Regions from separate parts of the Homo sapiens genome. Here regions 2, 3 and 4 are each linked to region 1. The links are chromatin contacts, found by Hi-C in ENCODE. All regions are on one chromosome and are shown on one strand. Each heading gives the region's core, a stretch centred on a gene start or an enhancer-like site at or near the end of the contact. The rest is flanking DNA. Distances are from core to core; before and after follow the strand shown.

What was found. A loop is a pair of places that touch in the nucleus more often than their neighbours do. Pooled maps may share reads with other maps.
Region 2: a map with no recorded cell type shows a loop between it and region 1 (10-fold over the local background). The contact joins two enhancer-like sites. A Hi-C loop is called at or near these places in 2 of 37 single-sample maps with no recorded cell type and 1 of 50 pooled maps.
Region 3: a loop to region 1 is called in a map with no recorded cell type, with 7 times the contacts of the local background. The contact joins two enhancer-like sites. A Hi-C loop is called at or near these places in 2 of 37 single-sample maps with no recorded cell type and 3 of 50 pooled maps.
Region 4: a map with no recorded cell type shows a loop between it and region 1 (7-fold over the local background). The contact joins the promoter of RNASET2 here to the enhancer-like site in region 1. A Hi-C loop is called at or near these places in 4 of 37 single-sample maps with no recorded cell type and 4 of 50 pooled maps.

The regions. Positions count from the first base shown.
Region 1 is chr6:163,705,566-163,710,638 of GRCh38, forward strand. No RefSeq gene overlaps it. Among named protein-coding and RNA genes, the nearest start is that of QKI, 290 kb to the left of the region's middle. RefSeq lists enhancers at 1,217-1,286, 2,769-2,888. Within about 2 kb of position 3,166, at least 7 of the 41 ENCODE cell types and tissues checked have a DNase peak (open chromatin) inside an H3K27ac peak, as active enhancers do.
Region 2 is chr6:158,805,885-158,810,957 of GRCh38, forward strand. The region is part of intron 2 of EZR (ezrin); the gene reads right to left. Among named protein-coding and RNA genes, the nearest start is that of EZR-AS1, 9.6 kb to the right of the region's middle. Within about 2 kb of position 3,152, at least 10 of the 41 ENCODE cell types and tissues checked have a DNase peak (open chromatin) inside an H3K27ac peak, as active enhancers do.
Region 3 is chr6:167,091,792-167,096,864 of GRCh38, forward strand. No RefSeq gene overlaps it. Among named protein-coding and RNA genes, the nearest start is that of CCR6, 29 kb to the right of the region's middle. RefSeq lists enhancers at 590-649, 1,535-1,604, 1,715-2,084, 3,415-3,474, 3,675-3,754. Within about 2 kb of position 2,385, at least 8 of the 41 ENCODE cell types and tissues checked have a DNase peak (open chromatin) inside an H3K27ac peak, as active enhancers do.
Region 4 is chr6:166,953,718-166,958,790 of GRCh38, forward strand. RNASET2 (ribonuclease T2) reads right to left here and starts at 2,833. Exons shown (of 9, transcript NM_003730.6): 1 at 2,380-2,833. The coding sequence starts at 2,465. RefSeq lists silencers at 2,599-3,358, 3,399-3,498, 3,769-3,818 and an enhancer at 4,783-4,902.

The DNA.
Region 1 (5,073 bases), core at 1,916-4,415:
GCATCAAAGAACACGTGGCCATCTTTAATCTATAGGAGCTCATCATTCAAGTTGATCAGTCATAAAAATTATCAGCAAGTTCATTTTGCCAGTGTTTAGCACATAGAAGGCATTTTGTAAGTACCTCTGAACTTACCAAGTGAAGCACACGAATGGATTCTCCAAGAGCAATGACAGAGCTTAGAGGGGGCTTTGTAGTCTAGTTAGAATCATGGCATTTTATGGACTTCCTCTGTGAATTTGTGTAACTCTCCCAATCTCACTCGGCCTCAGTTTTATTTGTAAAACGTAATAAATATTCCATTATGTATCATGTAAAATGATTCTATTATGTACCACATAAAAATCTTCAACAAAATAGAGACTGTGTAGACTGTAAATGTTTAATATTTAATATATCTGTAGTGATTAAGCGAAGAGCTTTGATCTTAGCTCCACCACTGACTTGCACGTGTCACCTTGGTCAGTCCACTCTTTAGTCCCTTTGAGCCCCGTTTCCGTTGACTGGAATATTGGTGTTGCGGTTCCTCTTTCATGTAGTACATGAAGCACAGTAGACTCAGTGCGTGGTGCTGTTATTTTTGTTGTAGTTGTTACTATTTTGTGCTCTGAGACTAGAACTCGAGGCTAAAATTTGCATGCACCACACTTTGGATTTGCGTGGGTGAGTCAGTGCTGTCCTAAGTGGGGGGTCATCCATTAGAGGCATTCTGCTGTGGCAGGAGCAGCTTCAGAAACACGGCAGGCTAAGGACAATAGTTAGAAAATGTTATCCCAAATCAAGTCTGTTTGCTGCCATGTGTCAGCAAATCTCACGATGAAAAATACCCACATTTAAACATGATTTCTTCCATAGTCATTTGATTTCTAATGAGACAGCTTGTTACTATCTGTTAAGCACTGGATTTTGCAGTTATGTCAGAAGTCCATGTCAGTGACATTAGTTAATCCTCAGTGGATTTGCCTTTAGTAATCAATTGGCATTTAATTAACATGCAAAAACTTCCCTGTGAAACCTAAATTCAATGTGTAGTAAGTCTCTTTGAGATAAGTTAGGGATGTTGTCAGGACATTTCATAGAGCATAGGCCTCCATGCTCTTATTATTAACTTGAATTCCAGAGTTTTGAATATGCACATGAAGACACCAAGTGAGGACTTCGGCGAAGGGCGTAGAGGTATTTTGGTGTGATCCTTAATGTCAGAGTCTCATCTCCCACGTGTCCTTCTCTTATTAATTCTCAAAACACTGAGCTAAGCAGCCAGTTCTCAAAGTGGGCCCTAAGCTAGCAGCATCTATAGCACCTGTTAGAACTGCAGGCTCTTGGGCCCCTCCCAGACCCAGTGAGTCAGACACTCTGGCGGTGCCCCACACCAGTCTGGATGTTCACAAGCCTCCAGGCGAGTCTGATCCTTGCAGTTTAAGACCAAGGAACTAGGGTCTGGTATCAGGATAGGGGATCCAATGAATACAAACCATCTCTCAGAAGCTTAAATTCATTAAGCACCACCTAGAAAAATGTCTACACCCAGAAAGCTGGATCTATTTTTTTCTTTTGTGTCTTTATTATATTTAAAGTATCAGTCAAAAATACCTGGTTCCCATAGTGATGAGCAATTAGGATATAAATGCATGGGTATGGATATAAATTCTAAAATCCTTGCAGGAGTTTAATATTTGCTTTACATTTAATAGGAAAAGAATGCCGTTGTTTTCTGCCTGGGTTGCATTTTTTTCCTTTCCTTTTACAAATTGGTTTAGCCACATCCTGTACTTTATTTGCTCCTCTCTCCCATAACTCTAGAATTAGGGTACATTAGAAGCTATCCGTAAACTCCAGTGAGGACATGTGATAAATTTAAGCTGGAGCATTTAAAACGAGCTGGGAGAGTAGAGAGAGAAGTAAAAGCAGCCATTTGTGATGTGGGTGGCAGTTTTTAGAAAGTGTCTGTGGAGGGCTAGTGGCTTGGCATGAGGAAAGAGAGGCGTTCCTCAGTGTTGTCCACAGAACAGACACTCCTGTGACAGATGTGATCTTCAGGCAAAGTGGTGCTCGTGCACAGGCTTACGTTAGCACACCTGCTGGTGCAGAATGGTAGGAGAAATATTTCCCCAAAGGACAGAATGCGGATGGCTGGACAGAAACCACTGGGGGAAGGTTCCTGGGAGGAATTCCAGAATGTTTTCTCTGGCAAATAGGACAGAGGAGGCAGAAAAGCAAACCGGATCTCACTCCAAGTCTTTATGGACACAGATGGAAAGGAGAGCAGGAAGAAATCACAGGTCACACGGTGGGAGACACGGTGTAGCTGAGGGTAACCTAGTCGTGTTTAGGTGTGACAAATGACTTGCACTGTTTGCCAGACAACAGTGCCCCCCCATCCCCCACGGGGGTGTAATTCCACTAGTGACACTGATTCAGTTTCCAAAAGAAGCAAAACTCTTCTGCTATAAGATTCTTGATTTGTAAGAGTTTCCCCAGCTCAGTGCTTCCCCTTAGCTTTTTCCTTTTTCATCTCTAAGAGGTTATCACTTCTCAAAAACAAGAGTGCTTTGCCACTTCTCTAGTAGCAAGGTATGAAAACATGCTCTAAAATACTTACTTCCTCCAGCTGCACTGCTGCAGGCGGCCGCCTGAGGGATGGAGATGTTCTGGGCTCAGGGTGGACGGGCCTCTAGACAGAGCTATGGACCCTTCTCCAAAGCTGTGCACGAGGGACGTAGATTGGCATAAGATGCTACACAGAAAACCTGTCGTCTAGATTATTCACGTGGTGGAAAACCTCCATTGGGGCATATTACCATAGAAGGGAAAAGGGTCTGTTCTCTCCACCACAAGCAATGGAGAATGTCCCATATCAAAGATAAGTTTGCAGCCAAGGTGGCCTTCATTGGTAACAGGTTCCATAATTGGCAATGATAGGTATTTTCCTTGCCTCGAAACACAGTCAAGAGGGGAGAGTGTGAGAAGCCAGGGACTTAGGACAGGAGGTGAGGTGATGAGTCATTTTGGTTTCTCAGAGCTGACCTCTGTTGTATTTTTATTTGGGGGTTCAGTCTCTGGCTTGAGGGCTCTTCAGAAAGGAGAGCTTACTTTTGTCACGGAAGGAGGGATGGAGACCTCACCCTTTTGCATGGCCAGCTGGAGCCCCAGGTGTCGCGTGTCCAGCTCGTGGGTGGCATGATGTCATGTTTGTTGACCACGTTGGACCTCATTCTGTCCCGAGAACTTAACTGGGCTAGGAGTTGTGAAACCAGATTTCTTGTTATTTGCTTAGACTTGCTTTTTTTTTTTTTTCCCCATATCCACAAAATGAGAATCCTGGGCTTTTAGTATAATAAGGATTGAAAAATGATTATAAAATACAAGGCAAAAAGATCCATGCTATTTAAATGTTTACTATTATTTTGAGATTCATTTTATGTGCCATACTGCTTTACAAATAGTCTGTAATATTTTAATACAGCACTTTATCTTCGTAATCAAATCTTGAGAAGGCCCCCTATAGCTAATCTTTCTCAAAATCGGCTTAATTTATTAGTGGATAACTATACTTAGGCCTCTTTCTAGAACCTTATGAAGTTTGACATGCACTATTTTTAGACATTACGGGTTCTCTTACTGAGACGCTCCAAAGGGAACAGTGGGGGCAGATGTCCTCCAGGAACCTTGGCAATAAATCCCCCTGGGTGCATGACCTGGGGTCACCAAAACTGCCTGCTACCCAGCAGCAGCAGAAGGGAGACCCAGGTTGGCAGCTGGAGTGACTGACAGTGATTTCCTTTCTGTTCAGTGATGAGCCCACCATGAAGAAAGGGCACGAATCTGCTTCCTCTCTCCCTGTCCTGGGAACGGTGCCTGCCCGTGATGGTATCCTCAGGCCCCCCTCTCTGCGCCAGCAAGATGTCCCAGGGGACGTCTGTGCATTCAGCCAGGTGACCACTAGAATAAAATGTTCTCTAGGACCACCTAAGAGGTAACCCTATATTGGAGATACTGAGGAGAGAGGCCGGGGTGGCTGATAGGGTGGGGAGGCACCATCTGTCTGAGTGCACCCTCCCCTGAGACCCTCAGGGTGTCCTGGGGAGACCAGCAGGTTGGAAGTCCTACGCTTTGAAATTTTTAATTAAACAGGAACCTTTGAAGGAAGCTTTTGATTGTTAGTAACATCCTGACTTGCTCCCCCCATGTGACAGGCTCCCCTTTGTGTGTGGCCCCTCCTGAGTCCACATCCTTCATAAGGAGCGGCTTTACCTCCCTTCCTGTAGGAGAGGAAGCCAGGGCTGTGGCCCAGGGAGGGAGGGGAGGCAGCCACTTCTCTCTTCAGTGCAGTTCATTCCAGTTTGGCTCTGACTGTGGCCAAGCAGGGAAGGGGTGCAGGATGGAAGGCAGCAGCGTGTACTTAGGCAGCTCAGTCAATGGAGCCCCCACGTCTCATCCCCTGCCAACCCTGGGCTCTTCCTGGCTGGATCTGGGCAGCCCAGGGCAGAACCTAGAGTCCAGGGCCACTGGTTCTCCTTGCCAGGTCCCAGGACCCAGTCCTGTTGAAATAACAGAGTTGATGGGAATGCTCTTTGCTGGGCACGAAGCACAGGCTTTAAAGGGCTGCCCATTCGCCACCACACTAGATACTCCCTGAAGGCTATGGGCACTTCCTAGCTCCTCAGCACACCCACAAACAGACACTAGAGGTTAGGGAAGGGCGATGCCACTTTCAACAGGCTGTTGACACTTAGCAGCATTTTGTAGACCAGCCTAAATCAGTGGTTCCTGAGCATCCTTATCCTCTCAGAAAGCTGATTTTGAGCCAGATTAGCTATAAGGGCCCTCTCCTTTCAATATTTGATTATGAATATAAAATGTCTTCCTAAAATCTTATAGAATGTTCATAAACTAGCATGGCACGTAAAATGAAGCCAAAATAATGCTCATAGTAAACCTTGTACTTAAATAGCTCAGATTTTTTTTCTTGAATTTTGTAATGATTTTCCAATGCTGCTTATGTAACGGCCCAACATTCGTGCTCATAGATATGGGAAGAAAGTCAGCAAGACTAGGTTTTGGAGACTAGT
Region 2 (5,073 bases), core at 1,902-4,401, 4.9 Mb before region 1:
CAGTATGTAGATTGATCTCTTAAAATGGCTAAAGCCCTACCCAGTAGATGCCCCTTATTTTGTTCATTTCAATTTTCAAGTCTGAGAAAATCGCTATTAAGACAATGACCTGTTCCCAGTTGGGTCACAGCACTGTGCCCCATTCCTATGGGCCCCCCAAAACATTGGGAATACAAAGTAATAGTGGAAAAAACTGGGAACAAATCGTTCTATGTGTTTCCAAGTCAGCTGCAATTTTGAGTAGTGACCTCCTTTTAAAACATGTGCATGGAGGGTGAGATGGCCCGGGTGGGGCCATTTGATGAGATCAAATCAGTTACTCATTTGATCCAGAGCACAAAGGTTGCCCCAGCAGCAGGGAATGGGGGACCTGCCCTCGCCCTGAGATCCTCCCACCTCAACACTCAGGCACTTCATGACGAGCAAAAGTAAAGCATCTCTCCCTTTCTACCCTATAACATGCTTTTTAAAAGCAAATATTCTATTATGGAAAGTTGAAAACATTCATAAAAGTAGAGAGAATAAGTAGTACCATGATCCTCCACACTCTCTTTTCAGCTTCAACACCATTCTTTCTTCTACTCTACCACTTTCACTTTTTTTTTTTTTTGCTGGCATATTTTAAGGCCCTCATTCATTATTTCACTTGTAAAAACTTCAGTATATTGCTCTAAAGCACTAAAAAAAAAAATCACAATACCATTATCACATCCAACATAATTTAAAACAATTCCTTAATACGTCAAGTTCAGTAAATATTATTCAATTTTCCTCCATTTCTTTGAAAATGTCTTTTTGCAGTTGATTTGTTCAAGTTATATAATGCACCTTGTTATCACACTATTTCCACATTGCCTTGTTCAGCCACGTTCTAAATAAAAAATCCAGTTTTCTCACCATTATCTGTCTAAATCCATTTAAGAGTCTCACCCAAACAGCAATGGATTATGTAAGCAAATACTTCAACATCCCAGCAGCCAACACCCTTAATTATTTAACTGAGGCAATGAAACACACCTTAATGAAAATACTGTACCAATATACACTACATATATGTTTACAAATAAAGTGATTCCAATCTCATATTTATGTGCTAAGCTTTAACCAAGTGACCTGTGGTTCAATTTTCTCTTTAAAAACATAACAGGCCAGGCGCAGTGGCTCACGCCTGTAATCCCAGCACTTTGGGAGGCTGAGGCGGGCGGATCATGAGGTCAGGAGATCAAGACTGTCCTGGCTAACATGGTGAAACCCCGTCTCTACTAAAAAATACAAAAAAAATTAGCCGAGTGTGATGGCTGGCGCCTGTAGTCCCAGCTACTCGGGAGGCTGAGGCAGGAGAATGGCGTGAACCCGGGAGGTGGAGCTTGCGGTGAGTCCAGATCACACCACTGCACTCCAGCCTGGGCGACAGACAGAGACTCCGTCTCAAAAAAAAAAAAAAAAAACAAACAAAAAAGACAAGGCTGGATCCCAAGACATATTTTATAAGAAATTTACAGATGAAGTAATGGTGCAATAGGTAAAATACTATCAAAACAATCATTTCCCTGAACCACAGCACCTGAGAAAGGATGGAAGAGTAAGTGGGTTTGGAAATGATGGACTTATCACCAAACCCTTGCAAAAACAAGTTCTTGAAGAAAGACCATCATGGTTCACTGTCCAACCCAAAAGTGATTTACCAGAAAACCAACAAAAACACATCACAGTGGGCCCACTCCTAAGTCACTCTGCCCAGTGGTTTTAACGCTTCAAAGAGTCAGTAAAGAATGAAAGTTAATTCTAGCTCTTGCCAAAGCCTAGGTGAAAATTTACAGTAGCACGCTCACCACCCCCTGACGATGTATTAGACATGTGTCTTTCCCCCTGCAATATAAGCTTCTTGAAAGCAGGTCTTTCTTTCAGGAGGGGCTGAGGAAGGCACGGCTCCCTTTACAACTCCAAACAGAAAGCCCATTTTATTTAGTCAGACCAGCATCTCCTTTCCAGAGCATTTTGCCATTGAGGAAAGGTGGGACAATGTGCATTTCAGGCTCAAATACACATTAGCAGGAAATGGGTTCCACCATTCACTGGATGTGACTGTCAACCAAGCAGGTGATAATCCTTTAAAAGCCTCTTTTTGTTCACCAATGTCTCCCCAGTACCTGAAAACCTGGCACAAAGTAGGTGCTCTATTTGTTGAATGAATGAACTTTATGCAGGGTGGTTGTACAGGTGTACCTAACATCAATAACTTAAGAAGAATGCGTGTGTGGAGTTCCGAGCTAAGGAATCCTAGTGGCCAACCCTGAAATCAATTCCTTATCTATGGGGAACATCTGAACCCCCAGCCCACAAGCACTTTAAGGCTGCCAGGTGGAGGCTGTTAGGGGGAGTATGTTAAGTAAGAATGCTGTGTAAACTGCATGCTTTTTCCAAGCTTTCGGGAAGCAGTTGCTGTTCTGTCCAACCCACCACCACTGGACTGTCCCATATGTAAATTTCCAATAAACCTGATGCTATCCCTGTTGAAGTCAACAGAGGTCTAGCAAGACAGCTGTGTTCATCGTGGCAGCAAAAGGACAAACAACAAGGTTACATTTACTTACTACATTATTTCATCGGGCTGCTAAGTTAGAGGAAAAGAATGACCATCACGAGCTAGTAAAGCTTTTAATCAGATTAGAATTTTATCAGGTACAAGTGGAACCGCACAGCCCTTACTGACCAGGGCCAGGCATAAGGCCAGGTGCTTCCCATGTGCCATCTTAGCAGGCATCCCAGGCGGGCACGCAGGATCTTGTTTACAGATGAGGAGGCAGAGGGAGGTGAAAAAACTTGCCCAAGATTACCCACTAGGAGGCAGGTATGTTTACCTATTTGCTCGTCCTTCTTCCCTCTATTTATCCTGCCAATAAACAAGAATTTAAAGTTTGCTATAAAATAATAATGCTAAACAACAAACAAACAAACTTGGGCCAGGCATAGTGGCTCATGGCTATAATGCCAACACTTTGAGAGACTGAGGCAGGAGGATGGCTTGAGGCCAGGTGTTTGAGACCAGCCTGCACAAAACAGTGTGAAACTTCATCTCTATAGAAATAAAAATAAAAAGATTAGTCAGGTGTGGTAGTGAGCGCCTGCGGTCCCCCAGGAGTTCAAGGCTGTGGTGAGCTATGATTGTACCACTGCACTCGTGCTTGAGCAACAGAGCAAGACCGCATCTCAAAAACACAAAAACAACACCTATCCTCTTGCTTTGCTGCCAGAAAAGACAAAAAGCACAAATAAACAAGCACCTGACAGCGTTATAGGTGGAGACCGAGTTCTATGAGTGCAGTAAAGTGGGGCACGGCACAGAGATGGAGCTGTACTTTAGACAGGGTGTTCTGAATCAGGAATGGACTTACAAAACATCTGCAGTCAGAAATTCACATACAGACTATAGTAGATCAAAAGCTCATTTTAAACTATCAATGAGGAAAAAAGCAATTCATTTACATAACATTCTCTTTCCAACTCAAACATCAGGTACAAATTGCTTTCTTTTAGCATATGCCAGAAATCTGTCATTACACAATAGCTTAGCAAGTGTGACACAAGATACTGCCACTTTCTCTACACAAAGACCCACCCAAACACCAGCTTTGTTTAAAACATTACCTCAGCACCACGATGCCTCTCCTCAGTAGTTTCTGAGTCCATGCTCAGAGTCCATGATGTGCTCAACATTGGCTAACAAAACACATTCTGTTCTTTGAGAACAATTTTTTAAAAACTGGAACCAATGGGGTGGATCTGCTTCCAAATATTAGTCCAGCCATAAAATATATACAAGGTTAGAATAAATGCTTAACAATAATTATTTTTATGCTAGAAGCAGGAGTTGGTCCATTTGTTTCTCTAAAGAGCCAGCCAGTAAGTATTTTAGGCTTTGAGGGTCTTACTTGGAGTCCGTTGCATATTGTTGTTTTTAAAATCCTTCAAAAATATAAAAACCATTTTTAGCTGGGAGACCAAATAAAAACAGGCCACAGCCAGACTCGGCCCTAAGATGATAGTTTACCTACCCCATCCTAAAGTAAAAACAATTATTTACAGTATCTGAAATGACAACTGTCCACACAGGCAGTTTAAAATTGATCTCTCAGGCAAAAATGGAAAACAAAATTAGGTTGCAGAAGTGACTTCTAACTTAAAAATATGAGCAAAATCTGATATACTGACTACTAGAGTTTGATCCTCAGGTGATACTGGTTCCTCTCCTATCAATAAAAGGTGGGTCATGGTGAGATATTTTTTATTTTGCTTTTAAGGTTTTGTTTTCAAGTATATTAGATTAAAAGGATAACTTAATGAAGTTTTACATTTCCTTTGAAACAGCATTACTGTTTGCCTGTAAGTGTTAAGAACGGGTTAATGAATAAAGGAAAACAGAACTGACCACTGCTGACTGGGAAGCCCACATCCCTCCACACTTACCCAAAGGATCTTACCAGCCGGGAGGCCCTCCCTGGTCTCCAGGGCACACTTCTCTTCTGTGAAGACCTCTATCATGCACTACACTGCATTGTAATTGCTTACATATCTGCTTTCACTAGGAGACTGAGAACTCCTTAAAGGCAAAACCAATCTTATTTTTATTGTCCCTGCACCAAGCACATAATGGGATATAATAGCGCTTCAAAACATGAAGGTGGTACCCATGTGACTGATAAGGGAATTCCGACTAGAACACACAGAGAGAGGATGGACATGAGACAAAATCAGAGTCCTCCCTTTTACTAAGATAACCCAAACTGTTCATATTGCTTTTTCCTTGAGAAGACCAATGGACAAACTTTACCCGTTTATAGGAACCCAGAGTTTTTACCTAACAGGGTTAAGTTTGAAAAACATTTGCGGGGTAGGGAAACACAAAAGAAACACATAAAGCTTACAGCATCTTAAGATGAGTTGTTTGGATTTCACTGATAAAAACTTTGTCTCCGTTTATCTTATGTAACATTCTTTCCACTTAAAAACTAACTCCCATTTTACGGCTGACGAAATTTAGGTTCACAGATGCTAAATGGCTTCCCCAAATAC
Region 3 (5,073 bases), core at 1,135-3,634, 3.4 Mb after region 1:
AAGCTGGGTAGTCAGGGAAGCTTGAACTGAGACACCCAAGGGGCCGACAGTGTGGTTGTCTGGAGAGCAACCTGGGAGAGAAGCAGCAAGGACCAGGGCCCTAGAGCAGGGACCGGCTGGACAGATCCCAGACACAGTGTGATTGCCGGGGCAACTGGCATAAACAACAGAGCTGGGAAGGACACAGGGCAGCGGGAGGAGAGCAGGGCAAGGGCGAGGGCTCCACGGGGCCTCTAAGTCATGGGAGGACACAGGGCATTATCCTGGCGCATGTGGGGTGCCCTGGGGAGCTCAGAACAGAATCCAGACATGATTTGAATCATGCTAAAGCTTTGCCTTCTCTGGAGGGCAAAAGTTTGGGGCAGGAAGGAGTGGGAATGACTGGCTATGAATGTGGGATATACACTATTAATACATCCTGGAGATGGCCAGGAACATTTGCTGATTTTGCTGACGTATTTGATGTGGAGAAAGAATCCAAGCACGACTGCAAGGTTTGGGGCCTGAGCAGTTGGAAGGACTGACTGTTGCTTTGATGATAGCACATGTCGGAGGAACAGGTCTGGGGAGTGAAATTGAGTTTGGCTTCAGATCTGAGACTCTTCTGAATACTCTGAGTGGGGGTCGGCGTCTGGAGTTCCACAGGAGGCTCTAGGCTGAAGACAGCGTGTAGGAGTGGAGTCGGTTAATATGATTATTAACTGGATAGTGTCTTCCCAAAATTCATGTTCACGCAGAATATTATTTGGAATATTATTTTATATTATTTGGAAATAGAGCCTTTGCAGTTGCAATTAGTTATGGGACTCAAAGTGAAATTATCTTGCATTCAGGGCAGGCCTTATGAAAACAGGAGAGAACGCAGAGACGGAGGGTTTGTGAAGACGGAGGCATAGATTGGAGTGATGCATTCACAAGTCAAGGGGCACCAGGAACTGCAGACCCCACCGGAAATGGGAAGCGAGGCTGGGGACGGTTCCCTGCACAGCCTCCAAATGGAGCCACCCCTGACAGCACCTCGATTTCGGACCTCTGGCCCCCGAAGAGTGAGGAAGTAGGTTTCCGTTGTTTTAAACCACATTGTTTGTGGTACTTTGCTGAGGAAACGGACTCAGGGCTCAGCCTGTAAAGGGTGTTTACAGCATGGGTCTGAATGATGCCCTCCAGAACCTGTGCCAGTGTGTGTTGATGTTGGGGGGAGGTGGCCAGGCAGAGGAGCTTCGTGAATCTTCTTACTAACCAGTGAAAAGCAACAAGGAAGAAACAGACGGTGCGTTCCAAAGTAATTCTGGCCAGTGCTGCCTCTGCAGCTCTCTGGGTAAAAGCTCCGTAAAGACTGAAAATCAGGGAACCTCACTCCTACCCTGGTGCCCAGTACTGAAGCTCGGTGCCCAGTACTGAAGCTCGGTGCCCAGTACTGAAGCTCGGTGCCCAGTACTGAAAATCATCCTTACAATATCAGCATTGGCTTGGAGGGGTGTTACATATTTTTAAATATCAGCTTTATTGGGATAACTTACATACAGCAAAATGCATCCATTCTCAGGGTCCACTTCAGTGAGTTTTGACAACGACTGTGTTCCAGTGTAACTGCAACCCCAATCAAGATCTAGAACTTTCTACTCCCACCAGCTTCCCTGAGCTCCCTTCCTGTCAATCCCTCCCCGTCTCTCCCTGCTCCAGGCAACTGCTCACCTGTTTTCTGTGACTAAATAGAAGAGGCTTCCCCTAGGGTTTTGCATACTTGGAACCCTACGGAAGGCACTGTCTGTGCCTGCGTCTTCGCCCCGGCGAGCTGTTTCCAGAATCCTCTGGGCGGTGGCCTCGCCTCCTGGGCTGCGCTGCGATCAGCTGGGGCAGGCTGTGCTTCTCTTACCAACCCTGCTTCGGTGACACCGGGTTGTTTGCCTGACATTGGCCGTGGTGTGAGTGTTGACCTCACAGAAACGGGCCCGGGCTACCAGCCGGGGCTGCGTTCTCCCAGAGCACTGGAGGATACACATCTGCCGGTCACACGCTGGCCATGTCTTTTCACATTCAGAATAATTTCCTGATCACTCTTCTGCCCATATGAGCAAAAGTCCAGTCTCCATGATTGCCCTGCCCCGGCCTGCTCATAGCTCACCCTCCCGTGTTCCCAGGAATCCCAGGAGCCCGCCTCGAGGGCCGTATCCTGCTTCCAGAGGCATCGTGGACAGAGAAAGGAAGCCCGAGGCCCATCCCTGGCTTGACTGCGTGGGACGCGTTCTCCGCTGCCCTTGCTTCCCTCACGTGGAGCGGAGAGCAGGCGCTGAGAAGGGGCCCTGCGTGGTGACCCACTAGGGTTAGTTCAGAGCCTTGTGCACACAGACCCGAGGGGGTTTTCAAAGGAAGCTGACACCCCCGCGAGCTGAGGGCGGCTGTTCTCACGCATGCTCAGTGGCGCTCCCTGAGTGCTGAGAGCCACGGTCGGTGAGAGAGGAGCTTCCTGATGAGCCTCAGACGGTGCTGAAACCAGCCGACTCTGCCCAGGATCCTGAGTCCTGGTTTCCTGTTGACCCTTCCTTCCCTCACGACTTATTTCCCCTGGGAACTATCGATGTTCTTTTGGCCAGTGGGCTTCCGTTGAGGCCATCCTAATCATCAGAGAGGTTTTAGTCGAGTTAAACCTCAAAAGAGAAGGTGTTTCTTAATTTTCCCAGGGGTGCCCTTGGCCCTGATACAGATTTAGCTACCTTCCCCCGAAAGCCTCAAAGTTCTGCAAACTCACAGCCAAGCAAAACGCAGCTGCAGTCGAGCCAGCCTCGAAAGGTCTTACAACTTTCTGCAGTGGCCAGCTTGTTCTCTGTTTCCATGCCTTCCAGAATGAAGAAGATCAGTTCTAAGGTTTCTTACTATTTCTACCAAGAGACGACCATCGGCATTCCACAGACGGCTCCTCTAGCTGTGCACAATGCCTGTTCTTATCGTTATCACCCGCTTCGCGCCAGCGGTTCTCAATACAAATTCCTTGAGGTTTCACAGTCACAGATAGGTTGTATTTGTAGGGAAACAGAAGTGCTTCAGTGGAATACTATTGCTCTTTGTACAGAAACCTGACACCTAGTACTTCTGAATTCTAATCCTAGTTCTGTTAACAATTGGCTTTGTAGCAGCCTAGATAAAGTCAAATTATTTCTCTGTGTAAAAGAAAAACCTAACCAGTAGCAGGGGCACAGTAGTCTATGTGCCTTCCCTCTGGGCTTGTGGTTAGTCAGCAATGGGGGCTTTGTGAACTGCGTAGACCAGCACCCCACAGTCTGTTTCAGTTCCAGTTTATCCCATTGTCTCACGTGATCTTGAGTCATTTAATCATTCTGTGCTTTTTCAGCCTTCAGTGTAACAAAATAATTTACTAAGCACCTAGCAACTTGGGGTTTGCTTGAGGTTGTTATATCTGATTAGATATATCTCTATTAGATATTAGATGTGTCTGTACATGTAAAGTATGATACATTATATCCCCACAAGCCAAACAGGCACACGTAAGGCCAGCTTATAGCATTGAGATTTGGAAGACCCCTTAGAAGGTAGATCAGTGACCAACAACTGGGCAAGAAATTCCCTTGACAATGCAGCTGCTTGAGTAGTTTCAGTTTCAGAGCTCTCCTGTGGCAAGTGAATTATTGGATAGTAGTGACTTATTCATGTGTTAGAAAGTCCTTCTTTGGATGAGCTGGTATCTACGGAAACTTCCCTTATTCTACTTTTGTCTCTGCACCTAGCATAGTTCCTGGTACAGTATATAATGAGCCCTCAGAAAATATTAGGGGAACTGAGAACAAGACTGTTTTCTTCCACACAGTAGCTCTTTAAAATTTGAAGGTAGCTCTCATGTTGCCCCCTAATTTTCTCATTTTGGGACTAAACACACTCACTTGCTATAATTCTTTATAGAGGGGTGTGGCCCCCGATGTGTGGCTGTGGAAAGGCATGGTCCCCAATGTGTGACCGTTCAGGTTGCGTTTCTGAACGCAACTCACATCACTTCTAAGATAGGGTGTCCAGGTCTGGAAGAAATGATCCATTTCTCTACTGATGAGCATAGCAATCTGTGGGCCTGTTGCTGTCCACGTCTGGAATACCAGCTAAGGTGGATTGATGGTGCCGATGGCCCCCATGCATAGGTTCCTGGCACTCCCATCCTCTGGGATGTGGTCCACAGCTCCTCCCATTGCAGGTGGAGGGTCTGCTTCCCCACCCAAGTCTGCCTTGGCCTGAGACTTGCTTTGACCAGTGGAATGTGAGCAAAGTGAGGCTGTGCCAGTTCCAGTCTGTGCCACCAGGTCCCTGCTGGAAACCAGCTTCCATCATGACAGCAGGCTGGGGCTGGCCTGCATGAGGGTGACAGAGCACAAGAGGTACAAGAGTTGTTCCTGTCAAGGCCATTCTGGACCAGCCTGCACTGGCTGACCGATTGACCAGACAGGGAGTGTGCTGGGCCAGGTCATAGTGGCCCTAGGACCACCCTGGAGACTTGGGGGCAATGTTGAATGGTTATCACTGTGTGTCACTGAGGTTTTAGGGTTGTTTCTCGGGCAGTGTTGTTTTGGCAATAGATAATTCATACACCCTACTACTAGCACTGCCCAAGACTGGATTATCTGTGACAGGGACTTATATCAGACTTGTGACCTATGACCTTCGTCTGATCACTTTTATGTATACCAATTTCCCTACCTGTGCCATCCAACATGGTAGCCACCAGTCATGTGTGACTACAGAGTGCTTGAAGCATGTTAGTCTGAAGTGAGATGTGCTATAAATATAAACTACACACCTGATTTTGAAGACTTTCTACAAAAATCTAAACGATCTCACTGACAATTTTTATTGATTACATGTTGAATGTATTATATTTTAGATATATCAAGTTAAAATAAAAATATTTGGAAAATTAATAATTTCAGTTTGCTTTGTTTTGTTTGTTTGTTTGTTTGTTTTGAGATGGAGTCTTGCTCTGTTGCCCAGGATGGAGTGCGGAGGCTGCAACCTCCATCTCCCGAGTTCAAGAGATTCTCCTGCTTCAGCCTCCCAAATAGCTGGGATTACAGG
Region 4 (5,073 bases), core at 1,583-4,082, 3.2 Mb after region 1:
CTCTACAAAAATTAGCCAGGTGTGGTGGCATGAACCTGTAGTCCCAGCTACTTGGAAGGCGCTGAGGCAAGAGGATAGCTTAAGCCCAGGAGGTGGAAGATGCAGTGAGCCCAGATCACATCACTGCACTCCAACCTGGGCTACACAGCCAGACCCTGTCTCAAAAAAAAAAAAAAAGGATGAGCTGCAGGGTGAGAATTGGAGCTGGTAAAGCATTTTTTACCCTTGGGTGAAAAACCTTATTTTACATAGTCGGAACCTGAGGCTGGAAAGCTTAGCAACACCCAGGAAGATGAGACTATCAATATGCTTACAACAAAACTACCAAGACTCAGACGTTTGTAACAAACTCTCCATCTAAAACCAGGCAGAGTGATGTGACTGCAGGAGACCCCCTCCCACACAGATGCCCCCCTCCCCTATTCACGGAGAAAGTAATGGAGAAGCTAAAGAAAGTCAAAGAAGAAAGAAAAATCACCAAGGTCTCAAAACCAGTTAGAACTTGGGAAAATGCCCGCTGACCTATGAAGCCCTCGTGGTCTGAATCAACCATGTTCTCGCAAATCTTGCCTGCTCAAGTTTGTCCGATCATATCAGTTGCATGAATTATGGGCTGGGGTGGGGGATCCACATATGACAGCCTGTTTTATGCTAATGTTTACTTCCAGCCAGACATCATTCCAAGTTACATTCTGTACCTTAACTGATTTCTCCTGAAGCCAACTCTGTGAGGCTGACTGTTACTATTTCTACTTTACAGATGAGGAAACTGGGGCATAGAGAGCTCAAAGGTCCCACACCTGGGTGTGAACTAGCAGTTTCCACTCAGCCAGCAAGGGCCAGCATGCCACAGACTTCCCCAGTGAGAGGCTCTGAACCTCATGGCCAATAAATAAGGACATAAATGTAGCTCTTTTTCAGAAAATACACTTTCCGGAACACTGAAATATAATGCTACATTTTAATGTACATGATTAAAAATATATACCTAAGGTGTTTAAAAAGTAAAACCCTGGCCGGGTGCAGTGGCTCACGCCTGTAATCCCAGCACTTTGGGAGGCCGAGGCGGGCGGATCACCTGAGGTCAGAAGTTCGAGACCAGCCTGGCTATTAAAAATACAAAAATTAGCCAGGCGTGGTGGTGTGCATCTGTAATCCCACCTACTCAGAGGCTGAGGCAGGAGAATCGCTTGAACCCGGGAGGTGGAGGTTGCAGTGAGCTGAGGTCACGCCACTGTACTCCAGCCTGAGTGACAGAGTAAGACTGTCTAAAAAAAAATAAATAAGTAAAACCCACCTTTTCCACACCTACTATGTAAGTAAGAAATCCTATTAACCCGATCATTACCCAAATAGAAAGAAATAATATGGTATTCAAATATTGGTATCTTCCACAGAATTAAAGTTGGAGTTCTTTGCAGCACCGCCTGTTTACCCCTAATTAATTTGGGCGGCTGCCACACACACACACGCACACACGCACGCACACACGCACGCACACACGCGCACACACGCACGCACGCACACACACGCACACACGCACACACACACACGCGCACACACGACACACACGCACAGACGCGCACACACGACACACACGCACACACACGCACGCACGCACACGCACACGCACGCACACACACACGCACACACAAACGCACACGCACACACACACACGCGCACACACACACGCGCACACACACACACACGCGGAGGGCGAGCCAAGGGAAGGGATTCAGAACAGGATACTCAAAAAGAGGAAGAACCGTCGTTTCACCACCCGCCGCAGTGAAAGCTGAAATTAAGTGTCCCCTCCACGACTTCTTCGACCTCTGAGAGAACTTCGAGTGCAGGAACAGTGCTCCACCAAGCCTGCCACCTGCTTTGTCGCGTCCTAGGCTGGGAGCAGTCTGTGGGATGAGTTTCCAGTCCAGCTCCAGGCTGGAGTGTACCCAGGACCTCACCCTACCCCCTACTCCTTCCCAGGGGTCACCCCGGGGAGTGTTCAGGGCTCCCCAACCCACTTCTTCCCAGGAGTCACCCCAGAGCGTGCCCAGGGCTCCCCCCAACCCACTCCTTCCCAGAGGTCACCCCGGGGCGTGCTCAGGACTCCCCTCATCGCACTCCTTCCCAGAGGTCACTTCTGAGTGTGCTAAGGGCTCCCCCCAACCCACTCCCTCCAGGGGTCACCCCGAGGCGTGCTCAACTTCCCAACTTCTTCCCAGGGGTCACCCCGGAGCGTGCTCGGCTCCCCCCGCCCTCCCCAGTCGCTGCCCGGGGCTCAGCGACCGCCGACCCCGAGAGCTGCAGCCTTCACCCAGTGGAAAGCTCTAGGGCCCGGCTCCCACGCTCCCCACTTTACCTCGCAAGGTAACTCACCGCAGGCGCTTGTCCGCACCGCCCAGGCAAAGCAACGCCAGGCAGAGGCAGCCCAGCAGGGCCCCGCGCAGGGCTGCAGGGCGCATGGTGCCGACCTGCGGAGAGAACGCTGCCAGCTGCCGCTCCGGCTCCCACTTCCCACCTGCTGCCCGAGGAAGACTTCCGGGAGAAACGCTGTCTCCGAGCCCCCGCGCCGCCGCGCTCCCTCCGCTGCAGCAGCGGCCACCGGGTGCGCCCGGAGCCCTGGGACGGCCTAAACCAGTATCTCGCGGGCCCCGCGCCGGGCTCCGGGAATGGCCGCAGCAGCCCTGGCGACCCGGGCCCCTCGGAGCTCCCCTTCAGGATCGTGCACCAAGCGCGCACGTCCCGGGCTCTGCTTCGCGACCCACAGCGACCCCAGCTCCTCCACGCTGCAGCCGCCGTCCGCCCACGACCACGGTCAGTCGCGTTGCTCCCAGCCCAGGGCGCCCTGCGGGCCTGCACCGGAGCAGAGAGCCACGCCCCCAGGACGGCACGCCCCCGCCGGTGGACACGCCCCCCAGAACGGCACGTCCCCGCCCGGCGTTCACGCCCCGCCCCGTGGTTGGCTCAGAGAGGCCGAGGCAGGAGCAGCTCCGCGGGCCTTGAGGGCGTGTCAGGCGGCTGTGTTCCTTCGCCACGCAGGCGCCCCGCGCCTTTTCCCGCAGCTCTGCGCCACTCCCACACTCCCGGGTCCGAGCTAACCTAGACCACCCGTGAGGACCGCCCTCGGGGGGACCGCCCGTGTCTGCGCCATCCCCCGCCAGCAAGTGGGCGTGCGGGCCCCAGGGCCACTCTACTCTCCAGGGACAGCCCCCAGCCCGACCCGCGCACCCTGCAGGCCCGCGGTCCGCACGCAGCACCCGCTTTCAAAAACTGCGCCCTGCAAGCTGCCCGGGAGCTCCTGACTGCAGATGGTGCTTGGCCGCCCAGGCTCCCCGCAGCCTCCCGCCACCTCGGCGCTCCACTGCGCAGCCCGAGGGACGGCTCCAGAATTAGGAGGGGACCTACTCGGGTCACTCTCCTGGAAACCTCTCCAGTCTCCCGGTGCTAGGTGCTGGGAGCACCAACATTCCTAGAAGGGCCTGGCCCTCACCCAGCCCTGGGCCTCACCTGCCCCTCCCCGCGGGCCCCAGGAGCCCGGAAGTCATCTCTGTGGGGGCAGCAAAGAGCCGCCTCGGGGCGCGACCTGGGAAGTCATCTTGTGAGGGATCCCCTCCCAGAGGGACGGGCCACCCCCCACGGATGAAGGGGACTTCATGTCAGCCCCACCTTGGCGTAGCCAGGGCCAGTCCCATAGGCCCGGTCTCCTCCCCCAACACCCTGGCCTTCCCAGCCCTTCAGAGGCACGGGTTCCCCTGCACCCGCGGCCCCGCCCACGGGCTGTGCACCCGGCATTGTCTCTGCAGATGTTTCTCCTCTTTCCCTTCCCTGTCCGCACACCCACAGCTAGTTAAGGCTATTCCTATTTACACGTCGAGTAAACTGCGCCTTCCTCGGGGTCCTCTGCCACTGGTAACTGTCTAAATAGCAGGTGGGCCTGTAGCCTGCTCTCCCACAGGCCTGGACCTTGCCTGCATGCATTACCATTCTTTGAAACAAAATATTTAAATGATTAATCTGTTTTTCCCACTAGACTGCAAGGCAAGGCCCATGTCTATTTTGCCCACCTTGAGTCCCTGCCACTGAGCACAGTGGATGGGGGACAGTCGGTGCTCAATAAAATGCCACCTGTGGAACAGATGGGGGGGGAAAATGGCTGACACCTCCTTAGCTCCTCCAGGACCTCCTACAGGTCATGGTGTTATTCTCGTTCTCCTTTTCCCTAACGACTTATTTGTTTCTTTCCGGCTCCTTTCATTCCTTCCTCTCAAGAATATAGGCACACGCCACAGTTCTTTTTCTCTTTTCTTTTAAGCTAAAAAAATAATTTTCTTAAAACAAAAGTGCTTCCCAGAATCCTCATTTTCCTTTAAATCACAGTCCGGTGTGTTTAAACAGCCCCTTGTCAAGGAGGGCTGTTGTGACCACTGCCAAATATAAAGCAAATCTGGACTCGGGGAGGAGTGGTGTTATGAGGACCATTATTGCAGGGGCCTGGGGGCCTTTTGTCCCTACTAAAAATACAAAAATTTGCTGGGCGGGGGTGGCACGCGACTGTAATCCTGTGGCAGGAGGAGCGGCAGACAAAACCTCTCAGACACCGAGCTATAGAAGGAAGGGCTTTATTCAGCTGGGAGCATCGGCAAGCTACTGCCTTAAAATCCGAGCTCCCCGAATGCACAATTTCTGTCCCTTTTAAGGGCTCACAACATTAAAGATTTCACATGAAAGGGTCGTGATTGATTTGAGCAAGCAAGGGGTACGTGACGGGCTGCATGCACTGGTGGTCAGAGAGAAACAGAACAGGGCAGGGAGTTTCACAATGTTCTTCTATACAATGTCTGGAATCTATGAATAACATCGGTCTCTAAGTCATGAGTTGATTTTTAACTACTAGGTTTAGGCCAGGCAGGCCCAGGTCCGGTTTTGGGCCTGGCGCCGGGCTGCCTGTCTTTGATTTCACTTCCTTGTTTTTTTCTTAAAACAGGTACTGAGTATAAAACAATATAAAACAATATGAGAGGGTCTCTCTCTTCCCTCAATCCCAGCTACTCTGGAGGCTGAGGCAGGAGA